5 separate regions of the Homo sapiens genome follow, and regions 2, 3, 4 and 5 are each linked to region 1. A link is a contact called in ENCODE Hi-C or POLR2A ChIA-PET data. All regions are on one chromosome and are shown on one strand. Each heading gives the region's core, a stretch centred on a gene start or an enhancer-like site at or near the end of the contact. The rest is flanking DNA. Distances are from core to core; before and after follow the strand shown. Region 1 holds the start of ST8SIA4 (ST8 alpha-N-acetyl-neuraminide alpha-2,8-sialyltransferase 4). Region 2 holds the start of CAST (calpastatin). Region 3 holds the start of LNPEP (leucyl and cystinyl aminopeptidase). Region 4 holds the start of RIOK2 (RIO kinase 2). Region 5 holds the start of ERAP1 (endoplasmic reticulum aminopeptidase 1).

What was found. A loop is a pair of places that touch in the nucleus more often than their neighbours do. ChIA-PET counts read pairs that join two places held with the same protein, here RNA polymerase II (POLR2A). Pooled maps may share reads with other maps.
Region 2: a map of B cell shows a loop between it and region 1 (13-fold over the local background). The contact joins the promoter of CAST here to the promoter of ST8SIA4 in region 1. A Hi-C loop is called at or near these places in 3 of 168 maps with a recorded cell type or tissue (B cell and naive thymus-derived CD4-positive, alpha-beta T cell) and 10 of 50 pooled maps. POLR2A ChIA-PET finds 5 or more read pairs at or near these places in 1 of 52 experiments (CD4-positive, alpha-beta memory T cell).
Region 3: a map of CD4-positive, alpha-beta memory T cell shows a loop between it and region 1 (10-fold over the local background). The contact joins the promoter of LNPEP here to the promoter of ST8SIA4 in region 1. A Hi-C loop is called at or near these places in 2 of 168 maps with a recorded cell type or tissue (CD4-positive, alpha-beta memory T cell and naive thymus-derived CD4-positive, alpha-beta T cell), 1 of 37 single-sample maps with no recorded cell type and 8 of 50 pooled maps.
Region 4: a loop to region 1 is called in a map of naive thymus-derived CD4-positive, alpha-beta T cell, with 10 times the contacts of the local background. The contact joins the promoter of RIOK2 here to the promoter of ST8SIA4 in region 1. A Hi-C loop is called at or near these places in 3 of 168 maps with a recorded cell type or tissue (CD4-positive, alpha-beta memory T cell and naive thymus-derived CD4-positive, alpha-beta T cell), 1 of 37 single-sample maps with no recorded cell type and 12 of 50 pooled maps. POLR2A ChIA-PET finds 5 or more read pairs at or near these places in 1 of 52 experiments (activated CD8-positive, alpha-beta memory T cell).
Region 5: a map of B cell shows a loop between it and region 1 (6-fold over the local background). The contact joins the promoter of ERAP1 here to the promoter of ST8SIA4 in region 1. A Hi-C loop is called at or near these places in 2 of 168 maps with a recorded cell type or tissue (B cell and naive thymus-derived CD4-positive, alpha-beta T cell) and 8 of 50 pooled maps. POLR2A ChIA-PET finds 5 or more read pairs at or near these places in 1 of 52 experiments (CD8-positive, alpha-beta T cell).

What each region holds. Positions count from the first base shown.
Region 1 is chr5:100,901,943-100,904,642 of GRCh38, reverse strand. ST8SIA4 (ST8 alpha-N-acetyl-neuraminide alpha-2,8-sialyltransferase 4) reads left to right here and starts at 1,361. Exons shown (of 5, transcript NM_005668.6): 1 at 1,361-1,800. The coding sequence starts at 1,688. It overlaps LOC107986437 (a long non-coding RNA gene), which reads right to left and starts at 1,235. Exons shown (of 2, transcript XR_001742825.3): 1 at 1-1,235. RefSeq lists enhancers at 1-198, 979-1,218, 1,704-2,273.
Region 2 is chr5:96,661,126-96,663,825 of GRCh38, reverse strand. It overlaps CAST (calpastatin), which reads right to left and starts at 1,450. Exons shown (of 32, transcript NM_001750.7): 1 at 1,329-1,450. The coding sequence starts at 1,403. RefSeq lists silencers at 674-953, 1,144-1,733 and an enhancer at 1,296-1,797.
Region 3 is chr5:96,934,778-96,937,477 of GRCh38, reverse strand. It overlaps LNPEP (leucyl and cystinyl aminopeptidase), which reads right to left and starts at 1,398. Exons shown (of 18, transcript NM_005575.3): 1 at 1,304-1,398. The coding sequence starts at 1,322. It overlaps LOC124901030, which reads left to right and starts at 1,403. Exons shown (of 1, transcript XM_047417984.1): 1 at 1,403-2,700. The coding sequence starts at 1,403. The coding sequence ends at 2,107. It also overlaps a transcript of ERAP1 not described here. RefSeq lists silencers at 865-944, 1,075-1,144, 2,085-2,154, 2,595-2,700 and enhancers at 1,735-2,044, 2,345-2,484.
Region 4 is chr5:97,181,797-97,184,496 of GRCh38, reverse strand. RIOK2 (RIO kinase 2) reads left to right here and starts at 1,250. Exons shown (of 10, transcript NM_018343.3): 1 at 1,250-1,371. The coding sequence starts at 1,306.
Region 5 is chr5:96,806,695-96,809,394 of GRCh38, reverse strand. ERAP1 (endoplasmic reticulum aminopeptidase 1) reads left to right here and starts at 1,450. Exons shown (of 19, transcript NM_001040458.3): 1 at 1,450-1,535. LOC124901033 (a long non-coding RNA gene) reads right to left here and starts at 1,937. Exons shown (of 3, transcript XR_007058879.1): 1 at 818-1,937. RefSeq lists enhancers at 770-839, 996-1,495, 1,496-1,997 and a silencer at 1,570-2,029.

The sequences.
Region 1 (2,700 bases), core at 112-2,611:
ATGCTGGCTGTTTTCGTTGCTATTTTAAGCTGTCAGGCGACAAGCAACTCAGAATTCCCCTTCTTACTTCCGGCGGGAGGGAAGATTGGAATTGGGCCTCATCATTTCTGAGCGTGAAAAACCGCTGAAGCTACTGTTCAACCTGAAGGAACACGGAATTCAACTGGAGAGAAACCCTGGCGACCAGGGAGCTGGGGACCGGCGCATATAGATGAGGGAAATCCTGGCTTCCAGACACTGTCTCATGCTAGAGGTGCCTCCCGACCTACCAGCCAACAGTAAAGACCGGAACCAAGGCGTGGTACTAGCAGAGTAGCAAGCATCTCTCCCAATGAGGGCAACGACTGGAGGATGGTGGAGAGGTACTCAGAGTGAACAATCGAACACAGAACTCTTGAAAAGTGTCCCTGCCACCCAATACAAGTACGAAAAATGGTGGGACGGAGGAGAGGTGACAATCAGAGGCTATATATATAATTGAGACTTTTAGAGAGGACTTTGCTCTTCCTTCCTCCCCTCCCTTTTCTTTCCTTTCTTTCTTTCCTTCCTTCCTTGGTATCCGAATGTGTGTGGGTGTACTTGCGTTTAAAAGAGAGGTCCATGGTAGCTGCTTTTTTTTCAGAACTCTGTTTCTCCGCAATGAAGTTTAAGTGGGATTGGAGTTTCCTTGACTTCTGCGTGAGGAGTTTCCAAATGGCAATGAAAGGGAGGCGCATAAATATCCATAAAGTTCCTAATGACACCTCTATCATCACTTGTTTCCTGCAGAATCCTGAGCCAGGGTCGTCGTCCACCACCCATGCAGAGTGGGCCCATCGGCTAACAGGTTCATGTGTGTATTTGCACTTTCCAGATTGAGTAATAAAAGTCTTCTTCCTTCCACCGCCGTCCCCACCCCCGCACCCCGTTTCACTCCACCTTGGAGGGCGTGTTTTTGCGTGTGAGGGTGTGTGTTTAGCAAAAGCGATTGAAAGAAGGTACTCTTCTTGCAATCCACCCCTAGCTCTACCTGAAGCATTCCTCTGGCGGGACGCTTTTGTAATCTGTCCCCAGGCGAGGTGCCCTCTCACCTAGATGCGGATAGACTATCTTGGAGCTCCCAGGTCCAGAGAGCTGATGCTTTGATGTCCCAGGAGAGTGTGTGTGATTCTGCGTGTACGTGTGTGTGCATATGTATGTATGTGTGTATGTATGTATATGTGTATGTGCGCGAGCTCGCAGGCGCGTAGCACTGTGAGCTTCCTCTCCCGGCACAGAGCAGGCAGAGCCGGGGACGTTACTCTCCAAGCAGCCTCCGCCCCCTCAGCCTGGTGATTGGCTTTGCGCAGCGTTTATCTCCTAGCAAGAGGGAAGGGCCAGTGACGCCCCCGAACCCAGCTGCAGAAGCTGCCGCCACCTCCAATGCACAAGGTGTCTCATCTGAAAAGAAACCTGAGCCCCAGGGAGGCGGCGCGGAGCGACCCTGGCAGAGCTGGCGCAAACAGGGCGAGAGGTCGCTGGGCAGCGTTCGAGGACCAGAGGGAGCTCGGCCACAGAAGACCCCAGTGATCTGATCCCGGGATCCCGGCTCCAAGCTCTCCTCGCATTTTACAGATTTCACCCCCGCGACTATCTCCCCAAAACGGAGCCTTTATATCAAGAGAAGGTGCGGGAGCTGGGGCAACCAGGACTTTCTCGGGCACCCAAGATGCGCTCCATTAGGAAGAGGTGGACGATCTGCACAATAAGTCTGCTCCTGATCTTTTATAAGACAAAAGAAATAGCAAGAACTGAGGAGCACCAGGAGACGCAACTCATCGGGTAAATGCAAAGCTTCATTTCAGGATATGACAAAAAGTCAAGCCATAAATGAAATGTGAATATAGAGGGTAGAGTGATGGTTAGGATAGCATGTGTGTTTGTTTGAGCTTGCGCGTGGTTAGTGTCATGAATTAAATAACAAAGGCTGTTGTTGAGATGTGCGTGCTTCTCTAAGCTGTTCCCAGTATGAGTTCAACTTGCTCTGTGTGGTTGTGGTGACAGTTGTGTTGGCCCTGGGTGCTCTCTCGCCAAAGGAGAAGTCACTGCAGAAGTGTCAACAAAGAACGTGTGTCCTTGTCCTTTTAATCTGTGGGCAGAACTCAAGAGAAATGTCTTTATTCACCAAACGGTTGCCTGTTTTCAATGTCCTATCACCTAAGGAGATACTGGAGATAGATGGTTTCTCGAAGGGCTGAAGTTAAAGCTTAGAAAGCAGGAAATAGGTATACTCTGTTTCTCTACTTTTTTTTTTTCTATTTGACGTTGGATAGATTAATGTGTTATAATTTGAATTAGAAACTCCAGTACCACTAAGGATACTTCCTTATTTGTTCTTCTACGGCTAAAACGCATGGGCGTCATGGTTACAGTTTTAGAAAGAAACTGGGTACTGTAGCTTCACACAGACTATATTTCTGCTATTTTTTTTAGTTTGTCTAGATGAGTTCAGACTCTCCCCCGCCCCACTAAGTTCTCTAAATATCACACTTCCTTCCACCCGCTGGCCTCTGTGTCTTTGAAGTTTACCCAGGAGGTGGTGCAACTTTGTGTTGCTGACATAGCTTGGAAGGCTTTTTCTGAGGATGTGAACCTGATTGTCAACTCTATTCAAAGTCCTGTTTCGGAAATCCTCCCTGTTCCGGTTTGGAGGCGTCCTCTATCAGAAACTACACACCAGCA
Region 2 (2,700 bases), core at 201-2,700, 4.2 Mb after region 1:
GAATGTTCTTGTCCCTCATCCAAAGTAATAAAGTGCAGAGAAGCTCGCTTTTGTGCGCGCTGTCTCTCTCTCCCTCCCTCTCTCACTTTCTCGCTTTCTTTCCTCCACCCCTCCACCGCTCTCTCCAAGGGTCTTGGTCTCAGATCTCAGTTGCTTCTGCCCCTTGATGTTTGGGATTTTCTCCTTGCCTCACATTGCAGCTGCCTCTCCTTTGCGTCGGCGAATGTACGTCCAACAATCGCCCTCTAAAAGTTTTGAACTTTACTTAGGGGTTAAAAAAGAACTCTAGATCAAAGCTCTTGCGAGCTGCGTCCTAGTGCATTCAGGAATCCACCTCCTAGACAGAATTCCTCCAGCAACAATTCCAGTTCCATCCCACTTGTGAGCGCCAGCAGAGCATAGTGCTTGACATCGGGGCGAGAGAGGTGCATGCGCCGCGCACGCTCGGGCGCGCTCATACATACCACAAGAGGGTGAGTCCCCTGCCTCTCCCCGAGCCTAACCTGAAGGTCTGCGAGGAGGTCGCACCCGGTCCGCACCCCTTCCCCGCCAAACCCCGGACAACGCTTCATCCGCACGCCCAGAAGGGCAAAGCAAACACACTCCCTTCCAACACACTCCCTTCCGGGTCCTGCCCAGGCACAACCGCTCCTATTTACCGTCTTGTACCACCAGCTGGCGAATGCCATGGCAACAACCGGCTGGCTCCGATCCGCACGGCGGGGGAGCCGGCGAGGGCGCGGGGTGTTGCGTTGGAGGCGCCGGGCTCACACTCCGCTTGGCCGGGACCGGGCTGGCACTGAGCTCCGCACATCCCAAGGCGGCTGCCAGGTGGGCAGAACCCTGGGGGTGGGGCCCGGCGCAGGCCCCGCCCCTCCTCGCCCGCCCAATTTGGCTCGAGGCTGGTTAGGGAAGAGGCTCTGCGTCTCCAGGCAGCCACGCCCTGCGGCCCGGCCTTAGCGCGGAAGACTACATCCCGCTGTCCAGTGAAACCACCCCACTCACTCGGGGGTCCTGAGTGAACCTCATTCCCCGTTCATCCTCATCCTCATTCACCCACGTCTTACCAGCCAACTTTTCTTGACGCGTCCCCCCCTCCACTCTACCCGGCCAACGCCACGCCCAGCGCACTGGACCCGGCCGGGGAACCGAAGCCACCTGCAGCCACCTGCCTGGCAGCGGCCAAGCCCCTAGCCCTCTCCCTGCCCCGCGGGGGCGCCGGGGACTGCAGACCCGCCAGCCTGGCAACGCCCAGGGAGGGCGGCCACAGCTCCGGGACCCGGTACCCCATCGCCCAGCCCCGCGACGCCGACAGGAGCGCCACTCACCTCATGGGTGCGGCGGGCGGCGGCTGCTCGCCGGGGCCGCGGGGAGGCGGCGGGCTTCTGGCCGGGCTGGGACATGGCGAGGCCGCTGCGGCCGCTGCCTCCCGGAATGCGCCGCGGAGAGTGGCGGGGAGGCCTGGCGGGGAGTCCTGCCAGGGAGAGAGGGAGGGAGGGAGGGAGCGGAGGGCCCGGGAGCGGGCGATGAAACAGCTTTTCCGACCCCACCCCAGGTCTGCGCCGGGGTTCCCCTAGCCCCGATGGGCCCTCCCCTTCCTGCCCGCGGAGGGACCCGGGCTCCTGCCCTGTAACTTAACACCCTCCGCCCCGGTCCTCACCCGGTGACCCGCCCCGGCCCCAGCACTGCTCTGGTCCCGGTTGGTCAGAAAGAAGGGGTTGGAGGTTGCAGCGTTCCTCCTTCGATGCCCAGATCTAGCTTGCAGTTGTGCAACGAGAGAGCGGGACCCGGGCGTGGCCAGTCTACGCTTCGACCCTCCTCCCAACAATCCGGAGAAGTAGATACTCTTTCTACATTCTGCTCCGCTTTAGCTGCGAGAGTTTACCAACTCAAATCTGGCCCAAGCCTGGACAGTCTAGATAAGGAAGCGGATCACAAAAACAAATTGGTCTGTGTGTGTGTGCGTGCGTGCACGCGCCTGTGTATGTTTTATATGATTTTACTTTGTTTTTTGGCAGTTTCGAATTTTAATAAACTTTTATGGGGAGGAGAACATAGGTTCCAATGCAAAACGGAGAACAGTCCCAAATTTAAACCCTTATAGTCTTTCTAGAGTCTGGCGAGTTTTGTTTCTGAAGCTAGATTGCTTTCTTCTTGGGCTCATCTTAAACAGCGCTTCCTGGTTTGGGGCTGGAAGTGAAATTTAACAAGCCCTACGTGCTTATGTGAGAAACTGTCAGCCTGCAGTTGCTGCTGGTTCACAATCAGGCCTGACAGAAAACCTGTTTGTTACCCTGCAGTAGCATCATCATTCTGGGACTTGGGGTCACCGCTTTCTGCAGCGTTGGGGTTTAGACAGTTGAAGAGAGAGAAGGCAGAGCCTTTTTTTTTTTTTTTTTTTTTTTTCTGGAGAGGCAGTTTCGCTCTGTCTGGAGTGCAGTGGCGCGATCTCTGCTCGCTGCAATCTCCGCCTCCCAGGTTCAAGCGATTCTCCTGCCTCAGTCTCCTAAGTACTTGGGACTACAGGCGCGTTGTCACACCCAGCTTTTTTTTTTTTTTTTTTTTTTTAATGGTAGAGACGGGGTTTCACCACGTTGGTCAGACTGGTCTCGAACAACACCTGACCTCAAGTGATCTGCCCAGTGCTGCCTCCCAAAGTGCTAGGATTACAGGCGTGAGCCACTACAGCCGGCCAGAAGG
Region 3 (2,700 bases), core at 149-2,648, 4.0 Mb after region 1:
ACTTCACCAGACTATTCTTTAAGTCTTAGTAATTACAAATAGAACCTGAATGAGAAAGAAAATTCAGAATTAAAGTTGTTATCAGTAAGCCTAATTAAACAGTGCAGACAGAAAGATGGCAGTAGAATAAAGCATTCTACATTAGGAATAGGGAGAATATAATCAGTAGTTCACAGCCCCATGAATGAAGCACAGCATACAACAAAGTCTGGCTGGGATTTGGGATAAAGTGGACAATATCTGTCTGCTCTTGAGTGGTAACTAACAAACTAAACAGGGATATAGACTGTGGCCCCTATTAATGTGATACTGTACCTGAAGTAACCAACCACACTCAGCAAAACATGTCAACCAGAGACTGAATCCTCTTTTAGTGAGTCGTCTCCCTTACTGGCAGTTTTCCTACTTTCTATCTTAAAAGGGAATCCACACACTCAACACCGCAAAACGGTAAGACATCTCACCCCTATATTGTGGCTCTGGCACTTCTGGTCCGCACAAAAGCCATGGTTCTAACTAGGGTGGGATTTATGCTCCCCGTTCAGTGAAGGGCTGTGGCTGTTTGCAGGGTGCAGGCTCCCTGCGTTGACTCTCGCTTCCTGTCACACAGTGGTATCACCACCGTGACGGACCCTTGACATTAACAAGTCTTTGACTGAAAAACTGATGTGATCTGCAGCCAGTGAGGGGATGCGTGGTGGCCCTGCCGAGTACCTCGGCAGGGTCAGGAGGGTGGCACTGTGGCCAGGCACCTCCGCGGCACCGAGCGAGGTGAGCAAGCCTTTCCTGAAGTTTCCCTTCCTTCCACAACATTAACCTGCCAAGCCTCCCACCCCCACCCCGCCCTATTAGGAAAAGTCACGCCGGCAGCTCACTGAAGGGCAGGGGGACAGCTCCTGGCGCCCCACAAAAGTTGGGCTCGGCAGCTGCCACAACTTAACGCTCCTACAGGAGAGTCGGGCCGACACCGCCTCCTCCGGGGGCAAACCTGAGCTGCCAACTTTCCCACTGCCCACTCCTCTGCGCACAGCAGCCCAAACTTTGCTGTTTGCCCACCGGCCGCACCCCGGGCGAGCGGCGGCGGCGCTGACCTTCAAGCCAGCCCCGGGTCCCGCACTGGCCGCCGCCCGCCCCCCGAACCTCCCTGCCTCCCCCAGATCCCCTCTCCCTGCCTCCCTCAGCCCTCGTGGGAAGCCCGCGGTGTTGGGGGAGACGGCTGCAGCCCGACCCCGCGTGTCACGACTGCCCACGACCCTCAGGGCTCCGGAGAGCCCGGGTCCCGGCGCCTCGGCAGCCCACTCACCATTGGTGAAGGGCTCCATTTTCCCCCCGCCGCGGCTCCTTACAGCCGGAGCGCCCGAGCTTCCTACTCCGAGAGCTGAGGCGGCCCAGCTGACTGAGCATGCCCAGCGCGGCCTCCAAGGGCTGCCAGGGAGGTGCCGCGAGGGGCGGCGCCGCTCCGCCGTTCCGGGTTTTCGTGGCAGCTGCAGAAAGAGCGAGGGAAGCAAGAGGGAAAAGCACAGTCAAACCCCCTGCTGCTCCGTGGACAGGCGAGGTGGGAGCGGGTTCGCGCTGGGGGCGGGGCCTAGGCGGGGCCGGGAAAGCCCAGCCCCTACCTGAAGTGGACCCGGCTGCGGCGCTCTCCCCGGCCGGGAACGGTGTTCAGTCACTCAACAAATGTGGAGCCCTACTGCGACCCGCCCGATCCCGGACGCCGAGACACCCGCACTGCGCCAGAAAATCATGGTCCCAGTCCCAGGAGCGGACATTCCAGAAACAGACCATAAATAAACACAGAAGACACACGAGTGTAAAGTCAGTGCCCCGCTGCGAATTAAATCGGGGTGATGTGATGGCGAGTGAGTGGGTAGTTAATTCGGATGGCTTGGTTAGACGAGGCCTCGCTGAGCAGGTGCCACTGAAGCCGAAGTCTGAAGGCAGAGCAGGAACCTGCGGGCGAAGGTCGCTATCTGAACCGCGAATCGCTGGTTTCCCTGGGGAGGTTGGCCGCGGAGGGATCACTGCTCGAAGGACCGAGGGAGCGGGCGCTGTAGGTGTTTTCGGCAGAGATGCCCGCCCGCATCAGAGTGCCTCAGGAGGGCGGTGAGGAGGAGACGGAAGAGAGGGCGGGGACCTCGCAGGGCCGAGGGCGCCCTGGGGTCCAGTCCCGGGGCTGGCGGCTGCCTTGCGGCCTCTAGGTGCGGGCGGATAACAAAACCCGGCGCCGGATCGCCCGGCCCGGGTCGCGGGCGCCGCAGGATGTGGGCAGAAGGCCCGCCTGTTCCGAGCCTTAAATCAACACCTGCGGTTCCCGGGGGTGCTACCACTGGGGCCCGCAGCAAGGCTCCGCGGCGCTAGGCCCGAGAAACCGAAACTCCCCTAGTCGCCCCTGCCCCCCAGCACTCGCGCCATTGCCTCCAGCCCCGAGCCACCATTGTTTCCAGTGCCAAATCGGGCAGCCCCGCTAGCCTCCGAGGCCGAACCGCCAGGGGCCCCATAAGCCCCGAGGAGGCTCGTCGGGAACCGCTTCCTTATCCTCTCGGTATGCGCATCGCCACCACCCTCGCTGCAGAGGCCGCCGCCCTCCCAGCGCGCCATCACCGCCTCCTCTGCCTCTTCCCCTCCCTCAGCCCCGGCCCCTGCATTGACTTGGCTCGGGCTGCGCCTCACTGCGCCTGCCAACTGTCACACGCTCTGAGG
Region 4 (2,700 bases), core at 1-2,500, 3.7 Mb after region 1:
ATACTTGTAACAAAATTTCTCACGTACCCCATAAATTTGTACAAATAAAGTTAGTCACTTGGTTTTTTTAAAAACTTTTCGCCCAGGCGCGGTGGCTTATGCCTGTAATCCCAGCACTTTGGGAGACTGAGGGGGGCGGATCACCTGAGGCCAGGAGTTTGAAACCAGTCTGGTCAACAGGGCGAAACCCCATCTCTACTAAAAATAAAAATATTAGCAGGGCGTGGTGGTGTGAGCCTATAATCCCAGCTACTTAGGAGGCTGAGGGAGAAGAATCCCTTGAACCTAGAGGGCAGAGGTTGCAGTGAGCCAAGATCGCGCCCCTGTACTTCAGTCTGGGTGACAGAGCCGGGCTCTGTCTCAAAAATAAAAAAAAAATTCATTTCTATGCCTTCTTATGTAAGTACAGAAAGAAAAATTCCGTTTAAATGGAGATGTTCATTGGTTGAAGATGGTTAATCAAAGACATGCTGCATTCAAGTAAAAAGCAGACAAAGGCTTGAATATCGAGGAGTTGCAGAGCCAGTATGGGTAACTATTCTAAAATCCTTAAATCGCTCCTGGGCCCTCGAAGTCCTACCCGCGTAGGTCAGCCCGAACTATCAAAATCCCCACTTCCTCTGGAGGTAAGGACGTCCGCCGCGCTCTCCACGTGTCACCTTAAACTCCCACCCCAACCAGCGCAGGCGCACTTCGAAGCCTCCTAGACCAACCTAAGAGAAGTACTGAGCAAGCGCATGAGTTCCATTAACCACGCCCTCCGGAGCTGCCGGAGCAGGCGCAATTAGGAGTAGAGGGCGTGCTTGTGTGATTACAGTCCACTTTACCTTTAACAGATTTGGTTGTCTGGACTCTAGCTCAGGTTCTTTTACCCCTGTCTTGTTGGAAGTCACTTTGCCTAGAGTAGAAGTTGTTTGCGGGAAAAATTTGCTCCTCCCATTAAGTAACCACTTTGCTCTCTGAGGCGGAACGTGTCATTGAGGCAGCAAGTCCTGACAGATATGGAAAAAAAAAGGCACATTGTAGAGAATATCTACACTCCGCCAACTCAGTCACAACGCAAAAATTACACAAAAATAAAACGTTCACTTGTTACATACTATGTGTTTCATAAGACATACAAGTAGTTTTATTTTCCTATATCAATGAGAACAGCACTTCTAACTATTAACAAGGACCTATACTAAGACGCAGCGCGTGCGCGAGCCATCTGGCGCTGTAAAGCGCTTAGAGGCTGGAATAACGACCTGCCTTACGCTTTGCGGCTGTCGTCGGAGAGGCATCTGGGTTCGGACTGGGGCCGCCATGGGGAAAGTGAATGTGGCCAAGTTGCGTTACATGAGCCGAGATGACTTCAGGGTCTTGACCGCGGTAAGAAACCCGCCGTTCCTGTTCTCCCTTCCCCTTAACACTGTGTGACCTCTTCCTGTTCCTGCAAGTTTTCTGGGATCTGAGCAGGCACACTCTGGGACCCGGGACGTGGCAGAAGCTGGGAATGGAGAAGAGAGCATTCAGAAAGTCGGATTTTTAAAAAGGTTTTGTTTGGGAGCTTACCTTCCCCCAGATAGAGCAAAGGTCCCGTCTTCTAATAATTGTTTTCTTTTCTGCTGCTATTCGCTTTGCGCTGAAGAGAAACGCTTGCATCTCTGTGGCCTGGAAACTTCTCTGATCCTGAGCTTCCGACCAGCTGTGAAAGGTTTAAGCCCCCCCCCCCCCCCGAGATTTGATAATATTGACTTCCCTACTAACAGACTCAGTCGCATAGCAGTCTTTCTGATTCATTCAGTCAACACATATTTGTCGGTTTTTTAGTAGCAACATTAGGAGGTTCACTTGTTCAAACAGACAAGTGGAGAGAGAGACACAGATCATCAAGTAAACGAAAAATAGGATAATGGATAAATGCTATGAAAATGATAAAGGATAATGGCATAGAAAGTATATGTATCTGGTGGAGAGGAGGGGCACAAGTTATTGGCCTTTGGTAGACAATCAATAAATATTCACTAAATGAAAGAATGAATGGGGGAATAATAGGAGCTGTGTGAGAAAGAGACAGCCCAGTGAAGTCCTTGGAAAGAGTTGGAGGCAGAGGAAACAGCAGTAGTAAGTGCAAAGGCCTTGAGACAGAAAAGTCTTTGAAGAGAGGAAAGGCCAATGTAATGTGGCTGGAGCAAAGTGAGATGCACACTAATGGTTGGAGATGTAGCGGAAAAGGTGAGAAATTATGTACTACAGAGCCTTGGAGGTTTGGTAAAGAATGTGGGGGTAACCACTAAATGTTTTTAATCAGGGGAGTAACAAAATCTGATTTTATGGCCTCAGTCTTATGGCACAGAAATTAATATATAGATCAAGACATTTGTACATTTATTTAGGAGCCGTTATCTTTTGGTAAGGAGTGAACCCCATGATAAGGACTACCTATATTGTGTAATTATGTAATAGGATATGCGATGTGAGTCACACTGGTTCTTGCATTATGTTAAGGCTTCAAGTTTTGGATTTTTAAAATTAATCTTAAATAGCGCTTAAGTATTAAACTATCAAATGCAAAATCAGTGTGAAATTTGGAAGACAATGTTTACTTTGCCTCTCATGTAGATTCTTCTAATCAGCTGGACTTTCTCTATGAAAACCTACTATCACTTCGGAAAGATACCTTCCTTTCCTGCTTTCTCAGCACACTCATTCCTTAGT
Region 5 (2,700 bases), core at 201-2,700, 4.1 Mb after region 1:
ACTAGGACCATGGTCCACTCACCAAATTATCAGAGACGTTTGAACCAGAGCAACTCCATCTTGAATAGGAGCTGGGTAAAATAAGGCTGAGACCTACTGGGCTACACTCCCAGGAGGTTAGACATTCTAAGTCACAGAATGAGATAGAAGGTAGGCACAAGACACAGGTCATAAAGACCTTGCTGATAAAACAGGTTGCAGTAAGGAAGCTGGCCAAAACCCACCAAAACCAGGATGGCAATGAGAGTGTCCTCTGGTCGTCACTGCTACGGTCTCACCAGCTCCATGACAGTTTACAAATGCCACTGCAACGTCGGGAAGCTACCCTATATGGTCTAAAAAGGGGAGGCATGAATAATTTCCCCCGCTTAGCATATAATCAAGAAATAACCCTAAAAATGGACAACCAACAGCCCTTGGGGGTGCTCTGCCTATGAGTAGCCATTCTTTTATTCCTTTAGTTTCTTAATTACTTGCTTTCACTTTACTCCATGGACTCCCCTCAAATTCTTTCTTGCGCAAAATCCAAGAACCCTCTCTTGGGGTCTGGATCGGGACCCATTTTCGGTAATAAACTTGTAGCATTTGGTGTTTTAATGTTTGTGTTTTCTTGACTTGTTACCTCATTTAGCCTCAACTGTTTAAAGATGGTCTTTTTGGCCATTTTATTCAGCTTTAATTGTTCTAAGGGGAGTGAAGAAATGGTCATTTACTTTGAAAAATCAGAGGGAACGTGTTGATGCGGGAAGCAGCTAATCCTTGGGGTACAGTGGCCCTTGGTAGTGCAGGAAAGTCCTGGGGGCCACCTCTAACCCACCTTCCTCCTCTACAGCATCTCCCACTGTAGTCATTCTCTACCGAAGCCCCAGAAGGTGCGGCACTTTGCCACGACAGAGTACTGGGTTCATGTTTCTTTCCGAGGCGGGCCAAGAGCTCTCAGCCCACTGGCAGTGGCGAGATGACGGACACCCAGCGAGTCCAATGGGCGTCGAACGCGTCTAGGCTTGGTGGACTTGTCAGCGCCTGCCTGGCTTCGGTCCCCAACTTGAGCACCGGCCCTTTCCTGCATGCCCCTAACCCTCGCAACGCTAAACAGTGAAAAAAAAAAAAAGACAAAAACAAAAAGCATCTCAACACACACACACACACACACACACACACACACACACACACACACACACACACACACACACACACACACACACACGGATCCGCGTTCAGAAAGGCGTGCACTTCCTACGCCTGATCCCCCGCATCGCAACCTCGCAGCTTCCCCGGCGTGCAGCGCTCATTTACCAATTCCCTTCCTGGGAGTTGCGGCTTCCCTCGCTCGGCCCCACTCCCGTTTACCCTTTCCCCAGCTCCCGCCTTAGCCAGGGGCTTCCCCGCCTGCCGCTAGGGCTCGGGCCGAAGCGCCGCTCAGCGCCAGCCTGCCGCTCCCCGGGCTCCACTTTCACTTTCGGTCCTGGGGGAGCTAGGCCGGCGGCAGTGGTGGTGGCGGCGGCGCAAGGGTGAGGGCGGCCCCAGAACCCCAGGTACAGCGCGCTCGAGCCGCGGGTAGGGGACTGCGGGCCGGGAGGAGAGCGCGGCACCCGCCCCTTCCCTGCGCCCGTCAAGTGGGGGGCTGAGGGCCTGGGGCACGGGAGGAGGGAGACGGGGCACGGGAGGAGGGAGACGGGGCGCGGGAGGAAGGCGACGGGGCGCGGGAGGAAGGCGACGGGGCGCGAGACAGGGCGCGGGAAGGGCGGGGGGAGTCGCTGGCTAGGCCCGAGTCCGCGGGGTGCCCGGCGGGTTGGCGGCGGGCCCACCCCTGCCGGTCCCTGTCCCTGTCCCTCCGGGCGCGTGGCCGGTGCGCCTGCTTCACGGGTCTCCCCGCTGTTCGGCCGGCGGGAGCCTCCCTCAGCGCTCCGCCTGGCGCCTGGATGCCTGCCAGTCCTGCAGGCCACCGACGCCCGCGCGAGGCCAAAAGGCGGGGTGGGGCGGGCAGCTGGCTCGGGCTGAGGAGGGCACCTGCCCATAGCTGCTAGAGAAACCCAGAGGCTTTGGGTTAAAGACTCTGGTGGGGTGGGATGCGCGGGCCGTGTGTGTTCTTAAGGTCACTTCCCTCCCTGCTTCTCCTGTTCTTCTGGTCAGCAATTCTCTCTCTCCCCTTCGCTCTGGCTCTGGCTGGGTTTTATTCAGATAAAGCACCTCTGTTGACGCAAATTAAAAGTTTCCTATCTGGGTGCCTCACTGGCCAGGTGGTCCTACAAAGTTAATTCCATGAGGGGAAGGGGGAGAGCACACACTTCCTCACGCTTTTGGATTTCTTTGTGTAGGCTAGGTTCAGAAAGAAATTATCTGTTTCCTATTAAACACCCAGAGGATTCGCTCTGAACTCAGGACGTGGTCAACAATTAACAAAACAACAAAACAAAACAAAACAAAACAAAAAACTTGAAAATTGGGCACAGTTGTCTCTTGCCTGAGGATTTTTAATTAGTATAAGTAGCACATTTTCAGGTGCGGCCTGAATAGAAACATTCTAGTACTTTTTTTTTTTTCAAATTAATCCAGCATTTTTATTATTTACCAACAGTGCTTGTTAATTTCATTGTTCAGGAAATTCTGGAAGAACCTCAATTACTTCTTGATGATCTATTTCATATACTATAGTGCCCCAATAAAAGGAAGGGAGGCAGAGGTTGCAGTGAGCCAAGA